Regions from separate parts of the Homo sapiens genome. Here region 1 is linked to region 2. Evidence: chromatin loops called from intact Hi-C (ENCODE). Cell type or tissue: PC-3. All regions are shown on one strand. Links, peaks and the distances in the headings refer to the core of each region. The heading gives the core; the rest is flanking DNA.

Region 1 (15,154 bases), core at 422-8,421, 140 kb after region 2:
CCTCAGCCTCCCGAGAGGCTGGGATTACAGGCGCCCACCACCACACGCGGCTAATTTTTAGTATTTTTAGTAGAGATGGGGTTTCACTATTTTGGTCAGGCTGGTCTTGAACTCCTGACCTCATGATCCACCCGCCTCGGCTTCCCAAAGTGCTGGGATTACAGGCATGAGCCACCGCGCCTGGCCGATATAATTATTTTTTGCAAAAAAAAAAAAACAAAAAAAAAACTATACTTATTTTATAATGTTATTACTAAAAATTCACGAAATTTAAAAAACGAATTTAAACATTACTCAGATACCCACTTATTATGTTATTATATAATAGGACAACATCTAAATTTTGCTAAAATAAAGCACATTCACACACACACACACACACAAAACCCTAAATGACTTATGAGTTCAACAAACACTAAGCACTTGGCTCTAAATTGTGGGGCACCACAGAGAAATAAAACACAGTCCTCATCTTGGAAACTTACACATTATTTCTTTTCTAGCCCTGGTTTTCCCCATCACCTAAAACCCCCCAGAAAGGACTCCATATCTATGAACAATGTTAGTCTTATCATACGGGTCTTTTCTTGCATATTATCAGTATTACATGGTTCAGAAAATCCGTATCAAGCAGCCAAAGACAAAAGTGTTTTTAGAATATAAATGTTTCCCACGACTTTTTAAAGTAACAAAATTTAATGATTTCAGAATTAACCTAATTTAGGTATTGCATATTTATACTTGTGAAGTAATATTTACCAAGTACTAAACATCAGCATTTTGTAGTATCTGGGCTCCAGCTTAAACCACAGTTCTGAAAAAATGTTCCAAGTTATGTTTTCATTTAAACCCACCAAATTTTCAAAAGAAGTCTCTGTGTATTCAGCATTAAAAAAATCAGAGTCACAAAAACTATGCTTCTAATCCAATCACCTCTAGATTCAATATCTGATTAATATTATTAATTTAAATACATATTTGTATTTGACCTACCACTTCTTGATCTGCATTATTCTGAAGATAAGGATATGTTTTAAATACCATGGAAGTAAAAATAAAAGTAAAAAAAAAATGCATCAACAATAATGCACACTGTACACACAGGCCTTGACGATTCTTTCTGGCAGTGTGAAAAGAACTGTTTCAGGGGATAGAGCCTCACACAGAAGAGTATGAATGAATGGGGGTGCAGGGGAGTTGAGGGAGACAACACACAGTGGGGAGGGGAGGAGGAGAGGGAAAGAAAAGGAGGTCTGAGCAGAAAGGAAGAAGGGAAGAAAGGGCTTCTGTGCCAGTATTCCTCTTTTTTTTCTTAGCACCTTTATTCTACAGGGCATTTATTTGTTTATATGTTTGTCTCCCAGTGTCCTGTGGGCTCCTAAAAGACCAAAATCATTCCTTATTTTTGTATCTCCAGCTCCTGGCACAGGATGGAGACAAAGAGATGAGGGATAAGTAGAAAAGACTGTGAGGAGTGTCTACTATGCACCAAGCACGTGTAGAAGGGGAGGCTGACTTGCCCAGGAGAGCAAGAGCACAGGTGTGACAGGACTGTGTGCCCCAAGCTCCTGGATACTCCCTGGGTGTCCCTGGACTACGCCTATCATCTCACTAAGACTTCATTTTGCTCACTTCGAATGGGGTCAATACTCCAATTTCACAGGGGTATTGTGATTGCAGAAACAGCCTCACATCTAGATGACCGTGCAACTTGGCTTTCTTGAATCTGTGCTTTCCTCAAGAATTATGTCACTATCTTGCTCATGATCATTTGATCGTTTTCTACCCCACACCAAGTTACATCTTTATTAACCTAACTACCATTCAATGCCTTAAAAGTAAGAACCCACCTTTTGCATTCAATTTTATTTCTGCTTATTCTCTGATTTGTCTATTTGGTTAGGACAGACTCTTAAACCAAGCTACCATGAGGCAGAGAGCAAGACAGTGGTTTTGAACTCAGGCCTTGATGAGTCACAGAAGCTGACACAAAACCCGGAGCAAACTGTCTGTCTCAGTTTCCTTATGTATGTATAAAAGATTGTAACAATATCTGCATTGATAGGGAGGTGTTGATTAAATTAGGTGTATACATGCTATAGCTTTTATTATGAGTAGTTGTCCCGGCTCTCGGCCTATATTCTTACTTTCCCCTATAACTGAAACCTCTTTCTTTATAGAAACTTTGGATTCTCATCTCATCTCTCTGCTTCTCACACTAACAGATCCTTCAAGGAAAATATTGCCTCCCTCACAAATTGTTCCTTAATTATAGCATAAACTCAAGAGATCTTTCTTCCATTTAATCTATGTCATATGCTGTAATATTTTTCAAACTGTAGCAGCCTGATGGAGTAGGGATTGAGAATTTCTTCTATCACGTAACAAGTCTCTGCTTCCAGAGGCATTGGAACATTGCTGATCCTGACATCCTGTTCCAACCCAGAACCCATTTTCCCACAGAAAGGGACCTTATAGATGGTGATGAGATACAGTTGCCACTCTCCAAAACCTAAGTACTATTTATTTTTCCATTGTTTTATTTTGATTCACATCTGTTTCATATATATTATAATTTGTCCCAGGAGGGGCCTTATGGAAAGAGTACAGGGTTTCGAGTTAAAACATCCAGGTCTAAATCTCAGCCTGTTCTACTAGCAATGTACCTGAGAACTTATTCAATCTGTTTGAACCAATATTTCTACACCTGTAAAAGTGTATCAGAGTTAGGCAAGTGATAGGAAGCTACTGCTTCTTCTACAAACTTAACTCCTGCAGTGGCACTTTTCTAACAATTTTTTCCTTTTCTTTTAAGAAACATGATCTCACTGTGTCACAATGGCTGGAGTGCAGTGGCCCAATCATAGCTCACTGCAGTCTGGAACTCCTGGGCTCAAATGATCCTTCTGCATCAGCCTCCTGAGTGGCTGGGATTACAGGTGTGCGCCACCACCAGGTCTGGCTTTTTTTTTAAGAGATGGGGTGGATCTCGCTATGACGCCCAGACTGGTCTTGAATTCCTGGCCTCAAGGGATCCTCCTGCTTTGTCCTCCCAAAGTATGGGATTACAGGTGTGAGTCACAGTACCCAGCCTTTTTCTAACAATTTCTTTCAGGGTGATATGTTAACAGGATATAGGAAAAAGGCTTCACTGTGCAAGACCTCTAAATACCAAAACAGAGTCGAAACTGTGAAATCTATTTGTAAGTTCACTCTTCTACAAACAAAATTTGCAAAGATTCCTTCTGGCTTGACATAAGTTTGAAACTAGTTTTGTTTGGGTTTTTAAATAAAATGGATGGGTTGGGCATATATGCCAGTTAACTGGCAGATATAAATATGCTCTGCAATAGAAATAAGCTATAAATTTTAAAAAATACAAACCTGAAAGAATGCATGCTCTATTTCTGCAAAATCACTGAAAATACATTTATAATACTTACTTTGAAACATTCTTATTAATTTAACCAGCACAGACAGATTTATGATAGTAACAATTACCTACAATTATGTGCTAAATGTTTAGAAAAGAATTACACAGATCCATTAAATTCAAAATAGTCTCAAAGAAGATTTTTATGAACAACTCTCTGACAATAAGGAAAAGGTCTTAGAACTTCAACTCACCATAGTAATGATACAGTTTCCTTTAACGAAGTACATTTCTAGTGAAAGATGCTGTCATCTGACCAAAAATTTAATCTGTGCAACTTATTAGTCACCTGCAAAGCTGATACCAATTAAGTTATTTCTTCAACAAACAAACAAAAACCAAAAACCCCAGTAAAAAAGAACTCACATAAACAGTGACTCACAAAGCAAATAAAATAATAGCTCTAACCCAGGTCTGTCCACTTTATCATCAGCCAGCCAGGATGAATATGCTCGACATAACTAAATTTTTTATATTTGATGGTGAAGAACTGTCAGCTGATAGTCACTATTAATACTAATACATTTAACTTACTGGAATATTTTACTCAAAAGGGTGCTTTTGAGTAAATACTTTGCTATTACAAGTCATTTGCTAAAAGAAGACTGTATAAACATAAAAACTCTCAGCATCTTCAGTTAGAAAGGATTATAAGCATTTTAAACCATAATTATCAGACACTCAAAAAAGCTGGTTTTTGTTGTGCCATCACCTCTTTAGAAGTAAAATACTGAGTTAAAACAATGCTAATGGTCAAGGAATCATTAAGAAATGCTTCATCATAACTTTCACAGTGGGTGGGCTGTAAAATGATCGAGAATAATATGCTGCATTCCATGGCCACTGAGGTCAGTTTCTGCATACAAATCTTTGCAGGAAGAAAAAGGCCTTCAGAAAGTGGGCCATTCATCTGAACCAAGTTCAGAGAATTTCCAGCACGGTGAAAAGATATGTTATGCAAGCACATAGATGTATTCAGTGGGGGTAGACAGAACCAGCTACATGGAGACTACAAAGGAGCCCTCCCATGGCTCATGAATAAGTCGAGGAAATGATCAGAAAAAAAAAAGGAGAGAGAGATGTTTAGACAGATGGCCCACTTAAAATGCCTGAGACAGGGCATAAGCAATTTTAATGAAACTTTAGATCTAGTATATGAATTGTTTCTTATTTCCCCAGGGTTGGGGAAGGGGAGGAACAACTCCCAGGGAAGATAAAAATTCAGCAATTCACTGGAAAACTCACTTTTAGAACGTTGAGATGGAGGAATAGTTAAGTACAAGTTTTAGTAGTTTTTTAACTAGTGCAATAAATTCAAAAAAAATTCTTTACAGAGCCATCAGTTATTAAAATGAATATAAAAAGCATAGAATGAACAGATTAAAGGAATTTTAAACAGAAGTCTACTGCCAAACCAAACAAAAATCTGAGCCTTATTATGTGAGAACTTACAACACTCCAACATTAAAGTTCATCACTGCAGAAGAAAGATAAAAGCAGCATTTTCAGAGAACCTCTTCAAAGCTAGGAATTGGCATAGAGGAGGATTAGAATTCTGCCTACATGCAATTGAAAATGTGTATGTTCAAATACATGAGACTGTGTGGAAGAGTCTGTATCACATAATCATGCTGAGAAACAGGGAACACCCCCAAGTTTGGTGTTATTAGCATTACAAATAATTACACAAATGACATCTGAATCTAGGATAGAATACGTAATGTTACTCATAATCTCATATATTTAAATATTATGCATACTCCCTTTCCTTCTTCCACCGATAAGGGCTTAAGGTTCTCAATTTAGACACTGGGCATGATTAGCCAGGAAAGGCACTGTGGCACAGCTGTCACCCCAGCAGACCCCATGTCTCACTGACCAAGTGCAGACCTACAAAAGCTGTGTGACCTCCATCCACAACTTACTTAGCCTCCTTGTGCCTCAGTTTCCTCATCAGCAAGACAAAGATAATAAGAATGCCTAACCCATATGCTGCTTACATGAGATAAAAGGTGTAAAATGCTTAGAGTAGTGTTTGGCACATAAATGCTAAATTAGTTATTATTGTTACCATAATTGGGTGCAGAAATATCTGAAATCCCTCTCTTTTGTTTCAGCAACTGTTATTTTTTTTTAAATTTTACTCGCATACAACTAACATACAGTCAAATTCCAAGATCTTAAGTTCTGTCATTCACCCTTCCAGTCGCTTGGCTCTGCCTGCCACTAACAGTCAACCAGAGATTATGCTTGCCTGTTCTGAGCTTCACAAGAACAGACTCCAAAAAAAACTGTGGCTTTTTTGACCAATATAATGTTTTTGAGGTGCATCCATCCATGTTGTTGAATAGTTCATCCTTTTTTTCTTGCTGAGAAGTATTTTACTGTACCAACACACCAAAATAAGTTCATCCTTCTGTGGATGGACATTTTTGGTGGTTTCCAGTTTGGGGCTGTTATAAACAAAGCCACTGTAGATATTCTTTGTACTTGATTGCTTTTTCCCCCCTTAAAGAGGTATGTCTTCATTTCTTGGGGGGTAAAAAATCTAGGGAGTAGAGGTCGTAGGCTAAATGTAGGTTTAATTTTATATGAGTTGCTAAATTGTTTTCCAAAAGATTACAACATTTCCATGTTTCCACTGCAATGAGTTACTCTACATCCTTGCCACCATTTGGCATTGTCAGTCTTTCTAATTCTAGCCAGGCTAGAGGCTGGGAAACCGCATCTTATCATAGTTTCATGTATATTTCCCCCATGACTAGTAATGCTGAGGACCTTATGGTGCTCAGTGGCCATTTATATTCAAGTTTTTGCCCATTTTTATTAGGTCATTGGCCTTATTTTTATTGATTTGTGAAAGTTCTTTATTTTGGATACAAGGCCTTTGTCAGATTTATGTATTGCAAGTATTCTCTTCTGTGGTTTGCTTATGAATTTTCTTAACAATGTCTTTCCTTCAGCAGATTTAAAAAAAAAAAAAAAGACATTATTTTTTAAAGCAGTTTTAGGTTGACAAAAACTCAACAGAATTTCAATTTCCCATACATCCTCCCCCACATGAATTCCTCTATTATGAACATCTTGCATTTGTATGGTGTATTTGTTACAATTGATAAGCCAATATCAATGTTACTGTTAACTGAAGTCCATACATTAAGGTTCACTGTGTTATACATTCTGTGGGTTTTGACAAATATCTAATGAAATGTGTCCAGAATTACAGTATGATACAGAGTAGCTTCACTGCCTACAAGTCCCCTGTTCCACCTATTTATTTCCCCTCCCTCCCCCGAATGCTTGGCAATCACTGATCTCTACCATCTCCATAGGTTTGCCTTTTTCAGAATGTCACTTAGCGCTGGAATCATACAGAATGCTGCCTTTTCAGATTAGCTTTTTCCCCATACCAATATGTATTTGTTTCCACTGTCTTTTCATGCCTTAGTAGCTCATTTCTTTTTATTGCTAAATAATATTCCATTGTACGGACATACCAGTTTATCCACTCGCCTACTGAAGGACATTGCTTCTCAGTTTTGGCAATTATGAATAAAACTGCTGTAAGCATTCACGTGCAGGTTTTAGTGTGTGCCTATGTTTCCAGCTCATTTTGGTAAATACCAAGGAGCACAACTCCTTGATTATATGGTAAGGTTATGCTGTGTAAGAAACTGCCAAACTGTCTTCTAAAGTGGCTTACCATTTTGCACTCCCACCAGCAATGCATGAGAGCTCCTGTCGCTCCACATCCTCAGCAGCACGTGGTGTTCGGTGTTCTGGATTTTAGACATTCTAATAGGTATGTAGTGGTATCTTTTTACAGTTTTAATGGAAGTTTTTAATATTAACAAAATCTAACTCACTAATTTTTCCTTTTATGTTTAGTGCTTTGTGTCCTTGCTAAGAAGTTTTTTGCCTACATACAAAGTTTCAGAAGATATACTCACATGTTTTAGATGTTTTACATGTAGATCTGTCTATGATGCATCTCTAACTTTCCTGTGTGGTAGGAGACAGGGGTGAGCCCATTTCAGGAAAATTTGTAGACCAAGTACTGCAACTTTGTTCCTATTAGCTATTCTAGGTCTGATATGGTTTGGCTGTGTCCCCACCTAAATCTCATCTTGAATTCCCACGTGTTATGGGAGGGATGCAGTAAGAGGTGACTGAATATGGGGGCAGGTCTTTCCTATGCTGTTCTCATGATAGTGAAGGAGTCTCACGAGATCTGATGGTTAAAGAAAAAAAAAAGGGGGGGGTTTCCCTGCACAAAACTCTTTTTGCCTGCTGCCATCCACTTAAGATGTGACTTGCCCCTCCTCGTCCATGATTCTGAGGCCTCCTCAGCCATGTGGAACTGTAAGTTCAATTAAACCTCTTTCTTTTGTAAACTGTCCAGTCTCAGGTATGTCTTTATCAGCAGGGTGAAAATGGACTAATACAAGTCCCTTTGCATTTCCATAGAAATTTCAAAATCAATGTGCCAATTTCTTCCACATCCTCCCTGAGATACAATCCCAATAGAATTACTATCGGGCCTGCATTGAATCTGTATTACTGTAGAGAGAAGTGACATCTTAATATTTTCTCTTCCAGTCCATGAGCAGGATATAACTCTTACTTCTTCTGATTTTTAATTTATTTCATAAAGTGTGGTAGTCATGAATCTCTTTTGTTAACTTTATGCCTATTTTTGCCTTAGTTTTATTCATTGTATGGCAGACTCCTTAGAGTTTTCTTAGGTAACCAATTAAGGTGTGGAAAGCTTCCTTTGCAATCATTAGGCTCCGTTATTTCTTGCATGCCTTCATACTCTAACTAGTGACGGTGTCTGCTTTGCCTATTTTTATGCTATGTTAAGTGGAACTTTAATTTTCACTTTCCCATTGTTGCTAGTTTATTCAAATACAACTTGCATTTGATTGCCTTTTTATCCTGTAATCTTGCTAAATTTGTTAGTTCCAGCAATTGTTTTATAGATTCTTATAAGGCTTTCTATGCAAACAATTATGACCTCTGTAAATAGAAATGACTTTACTTCTTCCTTTCTGATTTCTATGCCTTTTATTCTTTTCTTTCCAACTGCACTGGCTAGGATCTCCAGGATAATACTGTATAAACACGATAAAAACAGACAACTTTGTCTTGTTCCCAATCTTAAGAAGACAACATTAAATATTTTTTCTGAAGTTTCTTCACTCTCTTGCCTTTCTTTTTGTCCTTCCTAATACATGCTTCCTGATAACTTATAGTGCCCACAAGTCACCGAGGCTGTCTTCCATTTTTTTTTAAACAGCTTTTTTCTTTTCTTTTTCTTTTTTTTTTTTTTTGAGGAGTCTTGCTCTGTTGCCCAGGCTGGAGTGCAGTGGCACGATCTCAGCTCACTGCAAGCTCCTCCAGCTCCCAGGTTCAAGTGATTCTCCTGCCTCAGCCTCCCTAGTAGCTGGGATTACAGGCGTGCACCACCACACCTGGCTAATTTTTTGTATTTTTAGTAGAGACAGGGTTTCACCATGTTGGCCAGGCTGGTCTCAAACTCCTGACCTCAGGTGATCTGCCCACCTCGGCTAAACACCTTTAGTGAGGTGTATTTGACATTTTAAAAAACAGCATGTTTAATGCACACAAGTTGATTAGTTTGGACATATGCATACGGTCATTACATTATCACCACAATCAAGGTAATAAACATGTTTTACCTCCAAAAGTTTCCTTTGTCCTTTTGTGTCTCTTCAATTTTTTAAACACATTTTTCTTTCTCTTTTTTCAGATTGCATAATCTCTATTCTTCTATCTTCAAGGTTACCTATTCCTTCTTCTGCCATCACCAGTATGCTTTTCAGCCTATCCAGCAAATTATCCATTGCAGATATAGGACATTTTAGATATGGAATTTCCACTTAGTAGTGTGTTTTAATTTCCATTTCTATGCTGATAGTTCCCATTTTTCCCTCATTTTCATCTTTAATACTTGAAAATGATTTTAATAGCTACTTTAAAGCTCTTGCCCATGAAACAAACATTTTAGTAATCTCACGGTTGATTTCTGTTGACTGCTTTTCCTCTGGATTATAGTTGTCTTTATTCTTAGATTGCATGCCAAGTAAACTGTATTGTGGAGATGTTGTCAGACTTCACTCATCATGTTATCTCCCTCTGAAAAGTACTGATTTTTATTACAGCAGGCAGTTACATTGCTAGTTACCAGTCCTGAAGTTGTGGAGGCTCACTTTTATGTTGTACTAGGAACTATTTGGTTTTGCTCTCAATAAATAAAAAGTCCAAACCATTTATTCCAGAAACAGTCTTTTCTCCCAAGGCATGGTCCTTCCAGGGTTTTAATGGAAAGCTCAAGGTGTTTACAAGTACCTCAAATTGATGAGATTCAGATTCCAACATTATCATAACCATGGTAGGCAACTGAAATTTTAGCTCAGTTCATTCAGCATTCCAGCAGTTCTGGGATCTTCTGGGATCCCTGGGGTCTTTGTTACGCACATTTCCAGGGTCAACCAACAATTTGAGAGAACCTGAATTCACATATGGAACTCTTCACTCTGTTGCTCCCTTTCTGCCATGATATCCCTGCTTAATTTCCAGCAGTTCTGACAACACTGAACATCATTCTCTGAGACCTAAAACCAATAACTGAGTTACAGCCATGCCTTAATGCATGCAATAGTGACTGCTTTCAGAGGAAAAGCCACATAAATGTGCATCTCACTGGTGTAGTTTTCTTCTTTTAGGGGTCGTATTTGGTTGTACATCGACAGCCTTCAAATAGTTGTGCTTTATATTTTGTCCAGAGTTTATAATTATTTATCTGGAAAGGAATTCATTGAAAATACACTACACTGCCATTGTAGGAACTGAAACTTTTCCGTGTTGTTTTAATTTTATGTCACTTGCATTTCAAGGCAGAAGAGGAAAGAAAAGATGGAAGAACGCGGGTTCACATACATCTACTACTTCCACCTTCCAGGTGGTAGCCCAGGAACACTTGATATTGCTACCCCCAAGAGCTACTCTTGCACTAAATTGAGAGCAGACATAGAAACATATTTTACAATTTGAAAAGAAATATTCTCAAAGACTCCATCAAACTAGAAGGAAGAAATGCCTCATTTAATTCCTAAAATTTGAACATCTATTATACCATTAGGAAAACAAATTCTTAAATATAAAATGTGTAACAGACTATATACATTTAAACAGTTTGAGATGAAATTCACATATCATACATTTAACCCATCTGAAGTGTACAAGTTAATGGTTTTTAGTATAGTCACAGAGTTATGCAACCATCCCCACAAGCAACTTTAAAACGTTTTCATTGCCTCATAAGGGAAACATTAGATACGAGAGCAGTTACTCTACATTCCCCTCCTCAGCCCTAAGCAACTGTTATGTACTTTCGATTTCTATAGCTTTGCTTATTCTGGGAAAATTTGTGATCTACTTTGACTGAATTATTTCATCTAGCATTTTTGCAAAATTCATCCATGTTGCAGAAAATATCAATAGCTCATTTATTTTTATTGCTGAAAAATAATCCATTCTATGAACGTATCACATTTTATTTACTATTATATACTCATTCATCATTTGAAGGACATTAGGGTTGTTTCCACTGGCTATTATGAAAAATGCCACTATAAACATTTGTATACAACATTTCTGTGCACACATGGTTTCATTTCCCTTGGGTATATACCAGGAAGTGGAATAGCTAGGTCATGTGGTAATCGTCTAATATTTTAAGAATCTGTCAAATTATTCCCAAGTTCATATCACTGTAGTCATAAATTCCCACCAGGAACATGTAATGGTTCCCATGTTTCCACATCTTCACCACTTCATGGGTGTGAAGTGGTATCTCATTGTGGTTATGACTTACATTTTCCTATCAACTAATGATACAGAGCATCTTTTATGGGCTTATTGGCCATTTCTATATCTTTTTTGAAAAATTTTTATTCATGTCCTTTGCCTATCTTTTAACTGGATCATTTGTCCTATTATTAAGTTGTAAGAATTCCCTATACTAGACAAAAGACTATTAAATATATATGATTTGCAAATATTGTCTCCCATTTTGAGGGATGTCTTTTCACTTTCTTCATCATGTCCTTTAAAGCACAAGTTTTAAATTCTGAAGTCCAATTTATCTAATTTTTCTTTTGCTGCGTGTACTTTTGACATCTTATGTAAGAAATTATTACCTAACCAAACGTAACAAAGATTAACTCCTATGTTTTTCTCTAAGAATTTTGTTGTATGCACTGTTACATTTAGGTCTATGATTCTTAAAGTTCATTTTTATGTATGGTGTGAGGAAGGAGACCAACTTCATTCTTTTACATGTGCATATCCAATTGCCCAAGCAGAATTTACTGAAAAGATTAATCTTAACTCATTCAATTTTCTTCCTATCCTTACTGAACTCAATTGACTGTAAATATAACAATTTATTTCTGGAGTCTCGATTCTATTCCATTGATCAACATGTCTATGCTTACGCCAGTACCACTTTGTCTTGATTATTGTAGCTTTGTAGTGTTTTGAAATCGGGAAGTAGGAGCCTCTGAACTTCATTCCTCTTTTACAATGCAAAAGCATTTTCATATGAATTTTGGAATCAGATGTCTATTTTTCCAAAAATAATGCAGCTGGGATTCTAGTAAGGATTGTGCTGAATCTGTAGATCAGTTTGGTGATCAATATTAGGTCTTCTGATTCAAAACATAGGGTGTTTTTCATTTAGGTCATCTTTATTTCAACAACATTTTATAGTTTTCAGTGTTCAAGTATTGCATTTCTTGTTTAAAATTTACATTTAAGTATTGTATATTTTTTGGTGCTATATAGAGTTGTTTTGTTAATTTCATTTTTGGCTTGTACAATGCCACTGTATAAAAACAAAAATTGATATTTGCATATCATTCTTGTATCCTGTATCCTTCCAGGACTCATTAGTTCTAACAGATTTGTTTGTCAATTCCTCAAGATTTTCTACATCTAAAATCATGTCATCTGCAAAAAGAGGTAAGTTGACTTCTCTCCAATCTAGATGCCCTTATTTTCAGGTGTGGGTTTATTACACATGCTCCTCATCAGTCTGAGGAAGTTGCCTTCTATTCCGAGTAGGCTGAGTGTTTTTCATAATGAAAAGCTGTTGGATTTTGTCAGATTTTTTTTTTGCATTTGAGATAATCCTGTGGTTTTTTTCTCTTATTCTATTAATATGATGTATCACATCGATTGACTTTTGTATGTTAAACCAACTTTGTATCTCTAGGAGAAACCTCATTTGGTTATGATGTATATCACTGTATATATTCTTGGATTCAGTTTGCCACTATTTGGTTGGGAATTTTTGCATTAATACTTAAGAAGGATATCAGCCTTTAGTTTTTGTCTTGCAATGACTTTATCTGGTTTTGGAATCATGATGATATTGGTCTTGTAAATTGGGATTTTGGAAGAGTTTGTGAGGATTAGTATTAAGTAATTTTCCTTTAACTTTTTTAACCAATGAAGTCATCTGGTCCTGAGTTCTTTCTAAGAAGTTTTGCAACGATTAGTTCCATCTCTTTACTTATGATAAGTCTATTCGGATTTCCTACTTTCTCTTGAGAAAGTGTTGGCAGTCTGTATCTTTCTATGAATTTCTCCATTTTATCTAAGTTATCTTGTTTATTGGTAAACAATTGTTCACAATATTCCCTTATGACCATTTTAATTTCTGTAAGGTCAGTAGGCATACCCCCTATTATTCATGATTTTACAATTTCAGTTTTTTTTCTTTTGGTCAGCCTATCTACAGGTTTGTCATTTCTGTGATCTTTCCAACAAACACATTTTGCTTTTATTGATTTCCTCTATTGCTTTCTAGTATCTATTTCATTTATTTGTACTCTAGTTTTCAGTATTTTATTCCCTCTGCTTTTGTTTGCTCTATTTTTCCATGTTTCCTGAAGTGGAAGATAAGGTAATTGATCCTTCCTTTCCTTCTCTCCCTCCCTCCCTCCCTTCCCTGCCTGCCTGACTGCCTTCCTTCCCTCCCTCCCTCCCTCCCTCCTCCCACCGCCCCCTCTCTTTCTTTCTTTCTCCCTTTCTTTCTCTCTCTCTCTCTCTCCTTCTTTCTTTCAACAGGGTCTCACTCTGTCAGCCAGGCTGGAGTGCAGTGGCATGATCTTGGCTCACTGCTACAGCCCTGACTTCCTGGGCTCAACCGATCCTCCCACCTCAGCCTTCTTAGTAGCTGGGATTACAAGTGTGTGCCACCACACCCAGCGAATTATTTTATTATTATTATTATTATTATTATTATTATTATTATTATTATTATTTGTAGAGATGGGGTCTCAAACTTCTAGGCTGAAGTGATCCTCCAGTCTCAATCTCCCAAAGAATTGGGATTACAGGCGTTAGCCACCAAACCCACACCCAGCTTTATTTCTTCTTTTATTTTGAGATAGGGTCTCACTTTGCCACCCAGGCAGGAGTACAGTAGTACGATCTTGGCTCACTGCAACTTCCGCCTCCCGGGCTCAAACAATTCCCCAACCTCAGCCTCCCAAGTAGCAAGGACTATAGGCACGTGCCACCATGCGCAGCATATTCTTGTATTTTTTATAGAGATAGGGTTTCACCATGTTGCCCAGGCTGGTCTCGAACTAGTGGGCTCAAACAATCTGCTCGTCTCAGCCTCCCAAAGTGCTAGGATTACAAATGTAAGCCACTTTGCCTGGCCTCTTCTTTTTTTAATACATGTGCTTACAGCTCTCATTTCCCTCTAAGCACTGCTTATGTGCAGCCCACACGTTTTTAGATGTTGTGATGTTTATATTAACCACAAAATATTTTCTAGTTTCCTCTGTAATTTTGTAAATCTATTGGTTATTTGGTAGTACATTGCTTAATTCCACATATGTATGAACTTCCCAAATTTTCCTTGTTGCTTTCTAATTTCATTTAATTTGTCAGAAACATACTTTGGATGATTTCAATTCTAGTAAATTTACTGAGGCTTGTTTTATGGCCTAGTATATGGTATGGTAAATATGGTCTAGCCTGGAGAATGTTATACGTGCACTTGAGACAGGTATATTCTGCTGTTGTTGGAGAGATTATTCTAGAGATGTCTGTTAGATCTATTTGGTCTATAGGGCTGTCCGACACTTTTACTTCCTTGCTGATATTCTCTCTAGTTGTTCTATCCATTTTTCAAAGTGATGTATTGTGGAATTGCCTATTTCTCTCTTTGTCTCAGTTTTGCTTCACATATTTGGGAATTGTGTTATTAGGTACATATATGTTTATACTTGTTATAGCTTTCTGATGGATTGACCCTTTTATCATTATAAAATACCCCTCTGTCTCTAGCAATAATTTTGTCTTGAACAATATTTTGTCTTGGCAGCTCATGCCTGTAATCCCAGCTACTTGGAAGGCTGAGGCGTAAGGATTACTTGAGTCCAGGCATTTGAGGTCAGGAGTTCAAGACCAGCCTGGGCAATATAGGAAAAACCTACCTCTAAAGAGATTTTTAAAAATTAGCTGGGCATGGTGGAGTACATCTGTAGTCCTAGTTCCTTGGGAGGCTAAGGCAGAAGGATCACATGAGCTCAGGAATTAGAGGCAGCAATGAGCTATAATCACACCACTGTATTCTAGCCTGGGTGACAGAGCAAGACCCTGTCTCTGGAAGAAAAA
Region 2 (16,464 bases), core at 3,601-11,600:
ATTAAAATTCATCTGAGTCATAAGTGGTGAGGGAAAAAGCGAGGAGAGTGCACGCTGCTGTCAGTCTAATAAACATTCTGGGCAGAGGGACTATTTATCAGTGAATTGTACCTCCAAGTCCTTCATTAAATCAATGGGGGAAGGTGTGGAGGGACAGAGAGGACTATAATTGGACCAAATTGCACAGTTTTCCTATCTGTGCTGTCTGCAATGGGGGAAAAAATCCAACATCACTAGAGGCATCAGAGTCAACAAAAAAGTTACTTTTCTAGTTGGTATCGCCCTGAGCTGCGCCTTCTGTGTGACTGACTTACGACGTGCCTTGTTCAGTTTTCAGTGTAGCACACAGATCTATTTTTTTCTTGTTTTGCAGAATTCGACTTCAAAATATGAAGCCTAAATTCAGGAAAAGTATCTTCATTCGCTGAGAATATGATTTACCACATTTCCCCACAGTGGATATACTCCAAAAACTAAGTTTAGTTATATCACAGATCAGCCTGCATATGAACGAAGCGCTAAGACTGTATTTAGCTTCATTTCTCCCCAGAAATTACAAGATTCTGACGAACACTGGATCCTTTTACTATTTTTATAATTTTCATCTTTCAGATTCCTTTCTCTGTAGGACTCCTGCTTTGCTTGGAAAGAGATGTAAAAGAATCACAAACTCAATGCCTTTAGATGCAGTCTTTGTTACTGATGAGATGTTCCTTTTCCTTTTGTATTTGTTTATTGTTCTTAAATCTGTTTGGGGGATAAGTGACTTATTGTAATAGCAAGTAAAAAATAACAACGGGGTAAACTCCTCCAGAGAGGCCTTGGTGCAAATAGTTGGTTTAGAAATGACCTTTCTGAATATAAAAAGAGAAGACAGAGAGAGATTCTCTTTTTAAGATTACCTTTGATGTTGTCCTGAGCCCGTGAGTGTACCACACAAACACGCCTTCTTAAAACAGCCTCTCAGCTGGCCTGTGCTGTGCTGCACGGGGCGCGTGCCGGGATGGGGCCCAAGCAGGGTGCAGCGTAGGGGCCCATCAGAATGAACTGCCTGGTGAGAACCGTAAAAGCTTTTTGATGCCCCAGAAAAGAAGTCATTTAAGAATGTACACCAGGGCCTTCCAAGCTTCTGATCAAAACTGCTATTTACTAGCATCTCTGGATTCTTTGGGGGCACAGAGAGCCAATGCTTTGTGAGACTTCAGGAATGTGCCCCTACCTGGACCGTGGGGTACAAGCTCGGTTTCACCGTGGGCATTTAACTATTCCTCAAGGGTTGTGCGAAACTCCCTTAGAGAGTTTTGATTTTAAGTTTTTGTGGTTGTTTTCAAGAAGATAAATCACAAAGTTGATGTTTGAGGGTAGGAATCCAAGACTCTGAAGGCTTGTGGACAGGACAGAGTAGTAGGATCCCAGAAGCAGCCAGGTTTTCCCGCTGCCTGGGTAGGATGAGGGAACATGCCAGCGTGGGTGACAGGCAGCTGCCTGTGGGTGGGGCTGGGCTGCCATGGAGCCGGAAGATGACTCGCTCCAGTGAGCTCGGGGCTGGTCAGTGCGTGGAACTTCACTCCGCTGGCTTAGGAAGGTGTTCTCCAGACCACACAGCCAAATGAAAAAAAATGTTCTTGAAAAACAGCTCACCACGTAAGTGAGAACAGAACAGTTGCTCTCTGGCTTGGCCTGGTGGGACTCCTCAACCCACACACGACAGTAATGGGAGGGAATGAGGTGTTATCTAAGGACTGAATGACGGAAAGGTGACCCGAACCCGGGTCTCTAAGCAAATTAATTTTATGGCCTCTACAGTGTGAAATCATGTCTAACAAGAAAATTTCTCCCAAAAGATTAAAAGAAAGAAAGAAAAGGAATCACAGCTGACATGAAAGGGTCAGGAGGAAGGCCACAAGAGCAGGACAATGACAAGAAACACCAGTGGGATTGTTTTTAAAACTGACACGCAGCTCTTCCGTGGACCTATTGAAAGCCTGGGGGCTGAGAGTGGTTGCTGCAGCAGGAGGCGGCGGCTAGTCACAGTCTGGGTGAGAGAGGGATGTTATCACTGGACCTCATTAAGAAAAGCATCCTGCAACTGGGCATGTATGCCTGCACCCCAGAAATCAGCACCCCAAAGACAGCAAAGAATGACCCACTTTGAGACACACTCCACTTTCACGGATACACAGAATACCACCCTGGAGGCTTCTGTATTTGTACAGTACATGCACCTCCTTACAGCATTAAATCCACCCACTTTTTTCCACAGCCTGTAGAAGTAGCAGTAATGTAATTCTGCAGACCCCATGCGCTAAATGTTGCAATGATCCCGAGGTCTGCGGCTGCTCCCGAGGTGAGCGCTTGCAGTTTGCTGTACAGTTTTCAGCTGTGATTTCAAAGCCTCCAGTGCCACTGTCAACCTCCGTTCCTCTTCAAGTGGGCTCACTTCCAGTTTCCATTTATAAGTCATTCTTCCAGTAACAATTAGGACACGTACAGTTGACTGACTGTTAATGTTCTTTCATGTCCTCAACTGTTGGCCATCTCAGTCAATACCAACTCAAGGGCAGGTGCTATCTTTGACTGTAAATCACTGTGCATCAGCTATCTTGAAGCACTGGCCAAATACTGTCCATGCACCCCTCACTAAGTAAGGAGGCAGACACTTCTTCAAAGATTAGGCTCTCTTCCTAGTCAAGGTTTTACACCTTCTGGCCCCAAAGGTCTCCAACATTAAGCTCTGTCTTCATTTCCGCAGCGTGGCAGTGAGAGCAACACTCAAATATTCCCCTAAAGGTCTACTGTCCTAACTCAGAGCTGGAGAAACAGTGTCAGTGTTTTTAAAGTGATGGAAAGCGCGAAATGCAAAAATGATGCATCTTTAAAAACACTGGCGTGGCTGAAAAGCAGAGAAAAACTAGATATGAGTTAAAACAGTTCAGTGGAATGAGACTTGAAATTCAACCACGTTCTACTCTCCTAAATTCTTTGTAGGGTACACAATTATCACTTGAGGAAAAGCAGAGCAAGGTTAGGAGCCATACAAAATAATTTCCCTCTACTTCTGCACAGGGCCCAATCGCCTGATATCTGAGCTACACCACCACCACCACAAATCTCCAAGACACAACAGTGACAATACACAGAATTGAAGCCTACGGCCGTCCTTCCTTTGGAGGTGCAGCCCAGGCAAAGGAGCGGACATGGACAGGCAGCAGCTAAGGCGCAGGGCGAACCACAGCCTCCTACAGCTGCAGTCGCTGGAGCAGCCTGTTAGCATAATGCTGTGACAACTCCATCAGTGCAGTCTCAAGGTAGCTGTCAATCAGGATGCATCATTTAATCCAACAGCACTCGGAGGACTTTCTCCTACAACCCACATGACAGCATATCTACAGCTCTATTTATATCAGCGCCCAGTTGTGTTTACAATATTGTTGTAATTAGAAAAGATGCAACAGGCAGCAATATTATTGAGATTTCCATTTTGTAGTATTGCCCTGTAAAGTGTGATCTTGCTTCACAGAGTCATGCTAAATGACAAAAGGCTATTTTCTTCAATCTCCCAGCTCAGACAGCACTTCATTTGCAGCTATCTATAATTAGATTAATGGTGTAGTGCGGTACAAAGCAGGCCCACTTCACATCAGATAGCATATGAATTAGGACAAACACTTATTTCAATTCCAGGCAGAGAAAGCAATGACTGGGGTATTTAGCATACCCTTTATGGTGGAATGAGATGTTAATTGTGTACCATTACCTCTAAACTGCTTGCTTGTTGTATAAATCACTGTGCTAATTGATGCAGAGATAGAAATGTAGCCACAGGCGAGAAAGCAAAGGAATGAGAGCTGAAGATGGTGGATAAAGGATTATCGAGTAAAACCATATGGAGATGAGGTTCCTTTGAAACCTTTGCTTTCTGCCCATGAGCAGGATTTCTTCATATACAGCAAAACTCTGATACAAGAAAAATTAATTTTACATTCCTTTTTAAAAACACAAATTCCTTGTAGAAGTTCCGGCTGCCAGAAATCCAAATAATAGGTATGTGGAATTCATCTTAATATACATTTATAAAAACATGGAATGTGTAGTTTTCAATAGTCAGAGCTCCTCATCTGGGTTTTCGGCTCATGGGTTAATAAATAACGCTTGTAAACTATACCTGAAGCAGATGTTTCTGACCCATCCACAGGGCAAAAACAAATTCTTTCCCAAGGCTTGAAGTTGTTCTTTTAGACAAAAACAAAACAAAACAAAACAAAACAAAACAAAAAAAACACAAAACAAAAAACCCACACCACCACTATGCTGGCTTAGTCTGTTATAGACTCTAATTGTGTAGAAACATTTATTCAGGATGTGAATCCAACAGAACAGAATCATTTTCATCTACCATTAAAACAACGATTTTAACACCATCACCCAAACACTGAAATCTGACTATTCCAACTTGAGATATTCTTCCTTGTTTTTCTAAAACTAGCAAAAAATAAAAAATAAACAGAAGCAAGTAGTAATTTAAAAGCTTCCGTTTTAAAATCTCTGAATGTTACTCTTCCCTTTTAAAATGTCTTGTTCTGCACTCAACAACTCTTAATAGGGTAAAAACGAGTGTCTCAAAAGCGCACATATAGAAATCAAATGTTACGTCCCACAAGTCAAACCGTCCGTGATCCACAGATAAACGTGCCCCTGGAAGTTCATCATCAAGTACATGTGTCCTGAGTACATGCTCACGTTTTCTCACTAGCAAGGCAACACTGAGGCGCAGATTAGTGCTGTGGACCTTCTCACAAATTCAGCTGCTTAGTAATTAGCACTGTTACAACATTTTACGCAGAGAACAAACGCATAGGGTCAGTTAGCAGCTCCAGTTCTCAGCGTCACGGTAACAGTTAACATATCCGTCTACTGGCAAGTGCACATTTGAGAAACACTGTATCTTTCAGCGTTGTGAAATATGAACACCACACTAACTTGCAAGAAAATAAAACAATGTTTCAAGAAACTAGCAAGTCTAGTTCAAGTTACCAGGACTGAAACTTGGGAGGGGAAAGTCCAGAGCTGCTTTTTTGGGGGCCACAGCTGTCACCTTTCACTGTACAGAGTGGCCCTTATTATACGTCTGACTGCTGAACTAAGGACACCTGGATCGCAACTGCAAGCGTTTACGGTTTAGGTTATTATGCTAAATAATATTAAAAACAAACAAAATCCACAAAGAAACATCAAGGACTCTCAGGATGGAAACCAACGTCAGCACAATAAATAGCCTGAACCCCCCACCCCAAGCATTAAGGCAACACAAATAGAAAGGAGAAAAGATGTGGAGACAGTGTAAAGCCCTGCCTCCTGGGCATTAATCACTTGTTTAGACCTTTTTACACTAGAGCCTTACAGCCTGCAGCCAAAACCAACACGCCTCAGTGAAGCTGGTGTTAACAGAAGAAAATATATGGTTTCTGACATTGCATCCCAGTTCCTCAACATTTGCTCCAACTGAAAAAGGCAGTTAAACACAAAGTAAATCATCCAGTTAGCCTGGCTGTTTAGTGACACACAATTGATAATGTCAATACATTGCAGCGACATAATGCGTCACTTTCAACACTCGTCCGCTGCCATTTATGAATCAATCTGTACTCAAGGTTTTGTTGTGTTACTGGTAGGTGGTTCTTGGAGTTAAGTCGTTTACTGGACCAATGAATGTGCCACAAGGAGGCTCAACGGCAGTGAGCAGCAATCTCATTTTTCGAGGGAAAAATTAACACAAATAGGAGTGGGAAGAAAATCCCAACAAAACAGAAGAATAAGAATATCTGAAGCCCATTCAGCAACTCATTTTTCAAACATCCTGCAAAAATGGGGAGGGTTTCCTTAGAGAAAAGAACCATCTTAAGGCTAATCATCAACAGCATTGAAGGAATGGGTAAGACTGTGTGTATCTCGGGCTTGCTTCCGAAAGATGATCTCTCCTCTGGAGGGAAGAATATGGGGTTGTCAATAATACAAAAATCTAGCCTCATCCTTTGTTCTGTCTTGTTTTTGTAACTGGAAACACAAGGCTCATTCCAGTTATACTGTCCTAAGATGAGCAACTTAAAAAAAAATAGTGCCAAAAATTAAATTGAAAATTAAACACTAGGCTGGGTGCGGTGGCTCACACCTATAATCCCAGCACTTTGGGAGGCCAAGGCTGGAGGATCATGAGGTCAGGAGTTCAAGAACAGCCTGGCCTACATAGTGAAACCCCGTCTCTACTAAAAATCCAAAAAATTAGCCAGGCGTGGTGGTGGGCGCTTGTAATCCTAGCTGCTCGGGAGGCTGAGGCAGAAGAATCGCTTGAACCTGGGAGGTGGAGGTTGCAGGGAGCCGAGATCGCGCCACTGCACTCCAGCCCAGGCCACAGTGCGAGACTCTGTCTCAAGAAAAAGAAAAGAAAAGAAAGAAAATTAAACACTAGACCCAGCACTCAATAACAGAGAGGATTTATTTCTTCCCTTGTGTTGCACTGAGGTTACCTTGTAATCTGAATCACTTGTATCATAAGAGAGGCCTAAAACTGATGTGGCGGGAAAAGAGCTAGCGTCTAGGAAGCTGCCCCATTCCTAGTCTTCTAAGAATTCCGAGGTGGTCTCTGATGGGCAGGAGGGCACTGAGAAGTCCTCAGTGGGTTTCCCAAGGAGCAAGTCTGTTAATGACAGCAGCCTACCTGGAGTGTGGCGCCATAGTGCCATGTGTGCAGGTGTGCCCATGATAAAGGGGGCCCAGCCTCTGCCTGGCCCAAGTGCCCCCAAGCTGTCTAACAAGTAGGTGCATATGCCACAAAGGCAATTTGCTGGAATAAGTGGCACTTTCACTTCCACAAAGGCAAGTCCATTTACAATGAACTGTACAGAATGCACAAAATAGAACATGTGCATTCTGTTTGATCAGGAGTCTCTGTGACACATTACGACTATAATGAGTCATTTTTTTCTTTTTACTCAAGAAAAATATTATAGATCTTTGAAAGCCATGTACTCAATTATATAACAATACCAACACCTGTTAACAGTACAGGCTGTTTCTATTCTGTATCTCGAATTGTTTTATGTAATTACGAATTTATAAGGTATTTGGTAAACCGGTAAGAAAGTACCTTTTTAAAGCACTGTATAATTTGGGGTACAATGAAGTGTTCTCTTAAAAATCTATAATTAGGGCAGCATCAGCTTACAGAAAAGTAAAGGAAATGTTATAAAAACACAATTATGTAGATAAGCACCGCGGTGAGGAAGTGTACCATTTCACGACGGTGCCCAACCCTCTTCCTTTTTCTCCTCCTATCTGAAATGCTCTTTGCTCATATCAAGTTGAAGTCATGCTGTCAGAATGAATGACCTTTGGGGAAAAAAGATGGGGAGCTCTGACTTCCCATGTAAGTCCTCAGTCCCCCCCAGGTTGGAGCACCTGGGAAGTGTTCTAATGTGAGGGGCTTCAACAACAATCTTGCCTTTACAGGTTTTCTTAAATATTTTTACTATTATGAATTCACTGAAGAAACTCAAAATTCAAAATGCCTAAATGCTGGCTTTATGGGACAGAAATTCAGAAACTAAAATACAGAAAGGCAGAGTAAACGAAAGTAAAGATGACTGTGATACTGTGAGGTAGACCGTCGGCCAAGAAAACTGAAGCAGAAAGCAACTGAAACCCCCGCCGCCCCCGCCCCCACCCCCGCCCGCGAAGGTTTCTGGTCTGAAGTAGCAGAAATGAGCGCTGGTAGGGGGGTTGCCTAAGAATCTTGGGGTTTACAGTTCTGACACATCCTAGACGCTGAGCCAAGGAGGACTGCTGGCACCCTCATGCTGTGCTGTGTACAGAACACACGATGCTGAAGGTGGCCAAGTCCTGGAGAGCCATGGGAGAAATCGGGAGACAGGGCGATGTGGCCCCCGTCCTGGCAGCAGCAGAGCATGAAAGCCCAAGTCTCTGAAGCCAACAGGCCCGACTGTGACATCCCAACGAGATGGCACCTTCTGACCAAGTTACCTCCTTCTCAGACAGATGTCAACTCTAAAATCAAGCTAATACAGGTCTTGAGTAACTGTTTTGAGGATTAAATTTACGAAGATCTGCAGCGCACCTAGCAAGTGCTCGAGAGTAACTATTCACCAGGTATTATTTCCTGTGTCCTTTCCAAACATCTCTGGTTGTTCAGAATGAAAGAGTGGTGGATTTTTTTGGGGGGGATGGGGGAGGGTGGGCAGAGAAACAGGGTACCACTCTGGCACCCAGGCATGGCTCACTGCAGCCTCGACCTCCTGGGCACAAGTGATCCTCCCACGTCAGACTCCCAAGTACCTGGGACTACAGGCAGACGCCACCATGCCTGCTTAGTGTTTGAGTATGTTTTGTAGAGATGGGGTTTTGCCACATTGCCCAGGCTGGTCTTGAACTCCTGGGCTCAAGGGATCCGCCCGCCCCAGGTTCCCAGAGTGCTGGGATTACAGGCATGAGTCACTGCACCAGACTGACACTGGTGGATTTTATTTTAAAATCATGTATTGTAGGACATCTCAGATTAACTTCTAATTGTTGGAGTTCTAGCTCTATGCTCTCCATGTTTGAGAGCAAATAGATTACATTCTTCAAACATCACATCTGGCTCTAAAATCAAAGAAAGGAAGTTGATTCCGTGTTCAGAGAGGTTCCCAGGCATGCAGCGAGGGACCCCACGGTTGTCTTTTCCTTAGACAGTTAAAAGCATAGTGAATTAGAGAAACAGTTTGGTTAATTCATTCAAAAACCATTTATCGAGCATATCTGGGCAATGTAAGAATACAAAATAAACAAGAAAAAATGGCTCCTGACCTAAATACCATAATCTGGCCAGAGGGAAAAGACATTCATGAATGACACAATATAAACGTATTCAAGGATTACTAAGAATGTGATCAATATGAGGTGGGCTTTTTTATTTTAGCCCCTCTCTTACAGAAAATCTCCAGGCTGCGAGGCAGCAGAGAGTAGTGGTTTACCATTTAGGATCTGGAGTCAGAATACTGTTCCACTTACAAGCTTGGGAAAGGTCGACTTTCCATGTCTCAGATTCCTTCTTTATGAACTGTGGATCATAACAGTGCCTGCTTCTGTGGAAAGTAAGTGAATTCTTTTTTTTTTGAGACAGAGTCTCTCTCTGTGTCACCCAGGCTGGAGTGCAGTGGCATGATCTTGGCTCACTGCAGCCTCCGCCTCCCAGGTTCAAGTGATTCTCCTGCCTCAGCCTCCCGAGTAGTTGGGACTACAGGCACGTTCCACCACACCCAGCTATTTTGTATTTTTAGTAGAGATGGGGTTTCACCATGTTAGCCAGGGTGATCTCAATCTCTTGACCTCTTGATCTGCCCACCTCAGCCTCCCAAAGTGCTGGGATTACAGGTGTGAGCCACGGTGCCCGGCCAGTAAGTGAATTCTTGTATGAAGAAGCCTCAGAACACAGAAATGTCATTAAGTATTTAATAGCCATCATTACCACTAATTGCTGTCATTAAAACATGTCCACAGATGGACAGAAATCTTGGGCACAGTCACTGAGAAGACACTGGAGGCTGTCTGGGTGGGTCTCGAATTCAACACACAGGGATCTAAATCGCTCTCACGCCCGCGTACACGCTCTCAGATGCACAACAGCCATGCACCTCAACTCTTCACGCTGACTCTCTCCACTGGAAGTGTCCTCTGATCATATTCTTAGCCTAAAAATTTGGCCTTCTATTCAATTCTCATATGAACATTCTCCCGACTTGGAACGTTGTCCTATCTATGTGGATCTGACTATAATCTTTCCCCAGACTTTAAGACTATGTTGCTAATTTCTCATGGCAGAAGAATTCATATTTGAGGAACCTGAGATTTTATAAGAAAATGAGAATCAGGGGACTGAGCAAGTGAAATTTGACAGCTCTTATAAAACAATGTATTTTATGGAGTTAAAAATAGTTATAGGCTTATTGTAACAAGTCCAATGGTAAAGAGGTGTGTAAAACAATTTACTAATCCACCCTCTCACATCTAATCCCACTCCCCTTCGGTAATGTCAATTTTTATTGTATATCTTTTACTCACATGAATCTATCAAAATATAAACATATATGTATACTACAAATACATTTAGCCTGGGTAAAATGAAACACTGAAGACTGCTTATTATTGAGGATCTCACTCTGTCACTCAGGCTGGAGTGCAGTAGTGTGATCACAGCTCACTGCAGCCTCAACCTCCTCAGCCCATGTGATCCTCCCACCTCAGTCTCCCAAGTAGCTGAGACCATAGGCACATGCCACCATGCCCGGCTAATTTTTTTTTAAATTTTTTGTAAAGACAGAGTTTTGCCATGTTGCCCAGGCTGGTCTCGAACTACTAGGCTCAAGCGATCCATGCCCCTCAGCCTCCCAAAGTGTTGGGATTACAGGCATAAGCCACTGTGCCCAGCCCACAGCTCATTTAAAGAGGGAGAGATTTATGATCTTTGGCCATTCAACATCCTTGACTCACTGTAGACTTTTAAACACAAGATGTTTAATACAGAAAAAACTTTATTTTATTATAATTTCTTTTTTGGGGGGGGATGGAGTTTCGCTCTTGTTGCCCAGGCTGGAGTGCAATGGCGCAACCTCGGCTCACCACAACCTCCACCTCCTGGGTTCAAGTGATTCTCCTGCCTCAGCCTCCCGAGTAGCTGGGATTACAGGCACGCGCCACCACACCCAACTAATTTTGTATTTTTAGTAGAGACAGGGTTTCTCCATGTTGGTCAGGCTGGTCTTGAACTCCCGACCTCAGGTGATCCACCCACCTCGGCCTCCCAAAGTGTTGGGATTACAGGCGTGAGCCACTGCGCCCGGCCAGAAAGAACTTCAGGTAAATTATTTTTCCTCGTACCTGCTTAGCTAGCTTATCTTAAGCATGGCTGTGCTGAGCCTCTGTCAACAGGCAGCCTCTGCCCAGGACAACTCCAGACAACTCCCACTGGACAACTCCAGTGGGAGAGTATCCTCCACTGGCCCTGCCAGTCTCTCTTACCCACGATCCAGCCTCCCCTCCTCCCCAGGAATCAGAAGGTCCAGCTGTAAATACAGCTTTAACGCCCTAGGTCTGCGTCAGCCTCAGCTTCCACAACCTTTCCCAACGCTGCACTGAAAATTCCTGTCCTCTGCCGTCTGCTCTGCCTCCCTCTTCTTTTCTCAACTTTGTTTCCTCTTTTTCTAATTAACCCCAACAGCGTGACTTGTTATCTGCATGTAACAGACAACTCTGCCTGGCTGCAGTGACTCCACTAGGATTTTCCCTAAATCCCTGTCCTTTACTCCTAAGAGTCTGTCTCATATCCTACCATTCACACCAATCAACAGAAAGCTCTCTTAACTTTGTAAATTGTAACCACTCAGTCATTTTCAAGTCTAGAGGGCCAGAAATGCCAAAAGTAACTGCCAAAAGCTTTAGTCACAGAAGTTAAGGTCGATTCCCTGTGGTCTAATTTGTAAATGATAGCTGTCTAATCAAAAATGAGAAAGGCCTACCTAACCCTCTTACCACTGCAATTCAATAATGCTACACAGTAACTCATGAAATAAGACTAGGAGACATTTCCCTTGCATCTGTATAATCCAGAAACCAGGAATACTGAGTACCAGCCATTCTGTGCCGCTCTGCTCTCCTCTTGGTTAAAAATATACAGTACACACAGCCAGGGTGAGGTGGGATGAGAGGGTGCCCGTTCAGCAGGGACATCTACCCTGGCCTCTACCTTAGTGAAATCTGCCTGGATCAGGGGGCTGGGCCTCTGTTTCACAGGCTTAGAAGCTAGACTTCCACTATACACTCATAATGCATCACTCTGAACGAGATGGATTCACTTTTATCAAGCTCACAAGATACTGATGTGTAAAACATCTTAGGAATTTACAATCAGAAATAGGTTTGTAAAGGGAACTCACACACCTCCTAACTGTAGTGTGAGCACTAAATTATAGTCAGTGGTTCTTTGATAAATACAGAATCAGCAGAAGAGGCACTGGCTGAAGTGCTCTCCACCAAGACAGCATAAGCAGCAGTTCTCAATCACCAAAGCATCAAAACTTGCCTGGAGGGCTAGTAAAACCACAGACCGCTAGGCCCCCCACCTGAGTTTCCAATTCAGGTTTGGGTGCATTTTATTTATTTATTTATTTATTTATTTATTGAGAAGGAGTGTCCCTCTGTTGCCCAGGCTGGAGTGCAGCGGCACGATCTCAGCTCAGCCCAACCTCCGCCACCCGGGTTCAAGTGATTTTCCTGCCTCAGCCTCCCAAGTAGCTGGGATTACAGGTATGCGCCACCATGCCCGGCTAATTTTTTTGTATTTTTAGTAGAGACGGGGTTTCACTATGTTGGCCAGGCTGGCCTCAAACTCCTGACCTCGTGAGCCACCCGCCTCGGCCTCCCAAAGTGCTGGGATTACAGGCGTGAGCTGCCACACTGGGCCTGGGGTCTGCATTTCTAGTGAGTTCCCAGGAGACGCTGAAGCTGCTGGTCTGAGGACCACACTGTGGGTGAACAGAAGGCCTTCTCCATTATGGAATGGCCTTTCCCAGGGAATTTAGCTCATGTCCATGAGAAGGCTTTCTTCTCCTAGACTCAGCTGACAATGCGCTGCTGGAGAAGGCTTTTCTGATAGTAGACAATGGAGACTCAGAAGGGTGACGGGGTGGGAGGAGGGTGGATGATGAGAAATTACTTAATGGGTACCATGTACATTAGTCAGGTGATGAATATCTAAAAGCCTTGACTTCCTCTCTATTCAATCTATGCATGTCACAAATTTACACTTGTACCTCGTAAGTTTACATAGATAAAATAATTTCAAAAAGTATGTATGACTCTTGTTCTAGGTAGAAAAATCTCTGAGTGACACATTTTTTCTTTTTTTTAAGAGTCTCACTCTGTTGCTCAGGTTGGAATGCAGTGGCATGATCTTGGCGATCTTGGCTCACTGCAACCTCCGCCTCCCAGGTTCAAGCAATTGTCCTGCCTCAGCCTCCCGAGTAGCTGGGACTACAGGCACCCACCACCACACCCGGCTAATTTTTGTATTTTTAGTAGAAACGGGGTTTCACCATATTGGCCAGGCTGGTCTCAAACTCGTGACCTTGTGATCTACCCGCCTCGGCCTCCCAAAGTGCTGGGATTACAGGCGTGAGCCACTGCGCCCAGCTAAAGAAACATCTTTAAAGTATCTTTTGCATAAATTCAGTCTTGCTTATTTGATGTCTCAAGATTTGGGGAGTGTTTTGGTGTCTACAGTTACTACCCCATTAATTTTTCTCTGGCCTCAATGTTGCTGTCCCTAAATTGGATCAAATATATTCTTAGAAGGGTGAGATTAGGAAAGGAACTCGTTAATATAGACTGAAGGCCTCTCTAGTCTGTAAGTAACCTTAATATTCTGAGACTGGAGAATACCACCGTGCTCACTATCTTCTGGGAGAGAGGTTCTCTTTAAATGTTTACAGATTTCAGATGAGCTGAAACCAGCCTTAACTGCTCAATATTTGGGCAACTGGGGACTGTTCGTTTGATCTTTTGGTTTATTAAAAACTATGGGGAAGCTAACAAGTCTTAGAAAATTTAGCAAGGTAACTTTAAATGGAATGCACATGTTATTATTACATGAACTAATTAGTATAAATTCCTTGAAAAGAAACTTTAATATTAAAACATATATAAATATATCCTTAAGGAGAGTTCTGGTCTCAACAAATAATAACAAAATATAAGCGCCAGACCACCACTGCCCTTGGTCTGGTGTCTGCAAGAGGAAATGACACACTGAAGAGCTGGACTTTCATTTGACTTTCAACCGTACTACAATCTTACTAGAATGTGGAGAGCCTGGTGATTCCATCCATTTTAACACTGATCGCCTCAATCTGAAGACAGTCTCAGGGGAAAATGGACTGAGCCACAATTGTTTAGCTTTTTTCCTGGGTGGTAAGTAAGATTCCATTCTTGCCCAATTTCTTACTTCAATTAGATTCAGAGGTAGAATAGTCTAAAGATAGATTCCAAATACTATCTCTCTCATCTTTAAAAAAAGAAAAAATGAATCTGTTATTCCTTTTCCCCAAACGACAGAAGCATGATTTCATTGTATTTTCCTTCAAAACTGTGGCCAATAAAATGCTAGCACCTCCAAAAAAAGTCTCAAGCAACCTGTGAATTAGAAACACAAGAAATATTTTTTCCTTTGCTTCTCCTATGTTATTTTGAAAACTGTGAAAGAAAAAACCTTTTTAAAATGTCAAATATACTTGTCTTGCTTACATTCAGATGTATGCAAAGTTCACTGAGGCGTAGGTCTTATTTTTGTCACTAGACATAATGGGACAGATGTGCTTCTGCAACAGAGGTACGGATGCAGCATGCAGCAGTCTATCCCAGAAGCTCTGTAAACAAACACTCTTTATCCCAAGGAGGCAGGATATGAAAGGCTGGAACCGCCTTAATAAGACACTACTTGTCCCAACATAAAAGTCTGTCTTGAGGCATCCTACTACAGTCTTGCCTATTACTCTGCTGATTAAAGGAGGTTGACTAGAGCCATGTGGGCTAGAAGGAGTGAGGCCTGGACCAGAAGAAAATAATTGCAAAAGTTTCTCTGTCAAACATTAAAAGTCATCAACATCAGAATCACAAATATTTCACTAATCTCTTACATCCTGCAGATGTGCAGATAAGCCATTTCTCTCTGCCCAACACCTGAATGGAACAATGATTATCTTCCGGGATACAAAACTATCTCCTAGTTTCACCAGTTATGTGAGCGCGGATGCTGACAAAGGAGAAGTCTTATTTTTCAAACGTCTTTTGGGAACAGCAAAGGCTATGAATATTTTAGAACTAGTGAGAGAGTGCTATGCTGAGCCACGGAAGCAAACCCCTTGTGTTCCGTGTGTTGACTGCACACGCCCATAGTTTTGTGGCTTGGTGAAAAGCTTTCACTTGTCACAACTCACGGTTTTCCACAATAACGTGAATTGACATCAATGATTTTGCTTGCAATGCGGGTGGAAGTCTTGTCTTCCACTGCCAAGTTCTCAGAACCAGAGAACCAAATCAATGCCTTGTTAAAAGGTTTTGACAAGGTATGGTGGCAGAATACAAAATTTCTCTCTACCATAAACAAGCATGCTAACAAGACAGAGATGAATCATTAAACTACCTCCACCCCAGGAAATATCACTCCAAAACAGTTCAATAGGGAGGAGTTATTTTAAGCATAAAGAACATGGTTGGTAGTGGAATAAACCTACAAAGACCAGACACATGCTCCAGTGTGGATGAACCTCAGAAGTGTTATACTGAGTGGAAGAAGTCACACGCAAACAGTAGGCTAGGGGTTGCTGGGGGAGGTGGGGGAATAGGGAGTGATCACTTAATGGAAATGGGGTTTCCTTTTGGGGTGATGAATCGTCTTGGAACTGGAGAGAGATGATGGTTGTACAGCGTTGTGAACGTTAATAAATGCACTGAATTGTATGTTTTAACTTAGCTAATGGTTAATTGTGTTATGTGAATTTTAACTCAAGGAGCAAGGAAATCTATTTGGCCATATGAATTTGTAAAGCTTTCATTTGCAGGCTCTTCAGTCACTAATACGGGCGTGTTTCCAACTGATTTGTGGCTTTCCTCTTTCTCTCTCTCTTGTTTTTGGTATGTCTTCTCCAGTAGACAGTACTAACCTCCATGAGAGAGCATAATAGTATCTGGTACATAGAGAAGACATTCAATATTTGTGAATGAAAAAATAAAAAAAAATCGGTAATTTTTTTTTTTTTTTTTGGCTAACCTACACATCTCCAGACAAAAAGAGAGGCAACTGGCGATAACTATGACAACTTCCAATGTTGGGCTGGGTGTGGTGGCTCACGCCTGTAATCTCAGCACTTTGGGAGGCTGAGGTGAGAGGATTACTTTGAGGCCAGAAGTTTGAGACCAGCCTGGGCAATATAGCAAGACCTTGTCTCTACAAAAAAACAGGTTAGCCAGGTGTAGTGGCACATATCTGTAATCCTAGCTACTCATGAGGCTGAGGCAGGAGGATCAACTGAGCCCGGTAGTTCGAAGTTTACAGTAAGTTATGATCCTGCCACTGCACTCCAGCCTGGGTGACAGAGTGAGACCCTGTGTCTAAAAAAAAAGAAAAGTAAAAAAAGAAGGAAAAACTTCCAGTGCTGAAGAATGTGATTCTTCAGGCTAAAATCAAGAGCCCACAAATCTGGCAATTTCTCTTAGGGAGAAATTTACCAGGTCTTGGAAACCTCGCTAAATTCTTTTGAACATTTATTTTTGCCTAGACATCACTGAAATTTAGACCTCAGTTCATAATCCTTTTCTTGCTGACAGCATCACTAATGGTCAGCTGCAAAGGTGACCTCA

The links. Hi-C counts contacts between places; a loop is a spot of excess contacts. Peaks named below come from ENCODE experiments on the same cell type or tissue, not always from the same donor. Only the 100,000 strongest peaks of a DNase experiment are listed, where the experiment ranks them.
Region 1: a loop joins it to region 2, with 9 times the contacts of the local background. A loop is called at or near these places in 2 of 110 quality-filtered maps.

The regions. Positions count from the first base shown.
Region 1 is chr13:100,352,709-100,367,862 of GRCh38, reverse strand. The region is part of intron 18 of PCCA (propionyl-CoA carboxylase subunit alpha); the gene reads right to left. LOC105370335 (a long non-coding RNA gene) reads left to right here and starts at 2,921. Exons shown (of 6, transcript XR_007063852.1): 1 at 2,921-2,956; 2 at 3,116-3,203; 3 at 7,156-7,235. RefSeq lists a silencer at 3,654-3,948. In PC-3, for the core only: no CTCF peak of the experiment used is centred there; a DNase peak (open chromatin) is centred at 3,782; H3K27ac peaks cover 533 bases.
Region 2 is chr13:100,497,639-100,514,102 of GRCh38, reverse strand. The region is part of intron 21 of PCCA (propionyl-CoA carboxylase subunit alpha); the gene reads right to left. Among named protein-coding and RNA genes, the nearest start is that of PCCA-AS1, 25 kb to the right of the region's middle. RefSeq lists enhancers at 2,959-3,576, 3,577-4,195, 4,196-4,814, 10,973-11,610. In PC-3, for the core only: no CTCF peak of the experiment used is centred there; no DNase peak of the experiment used is centred there.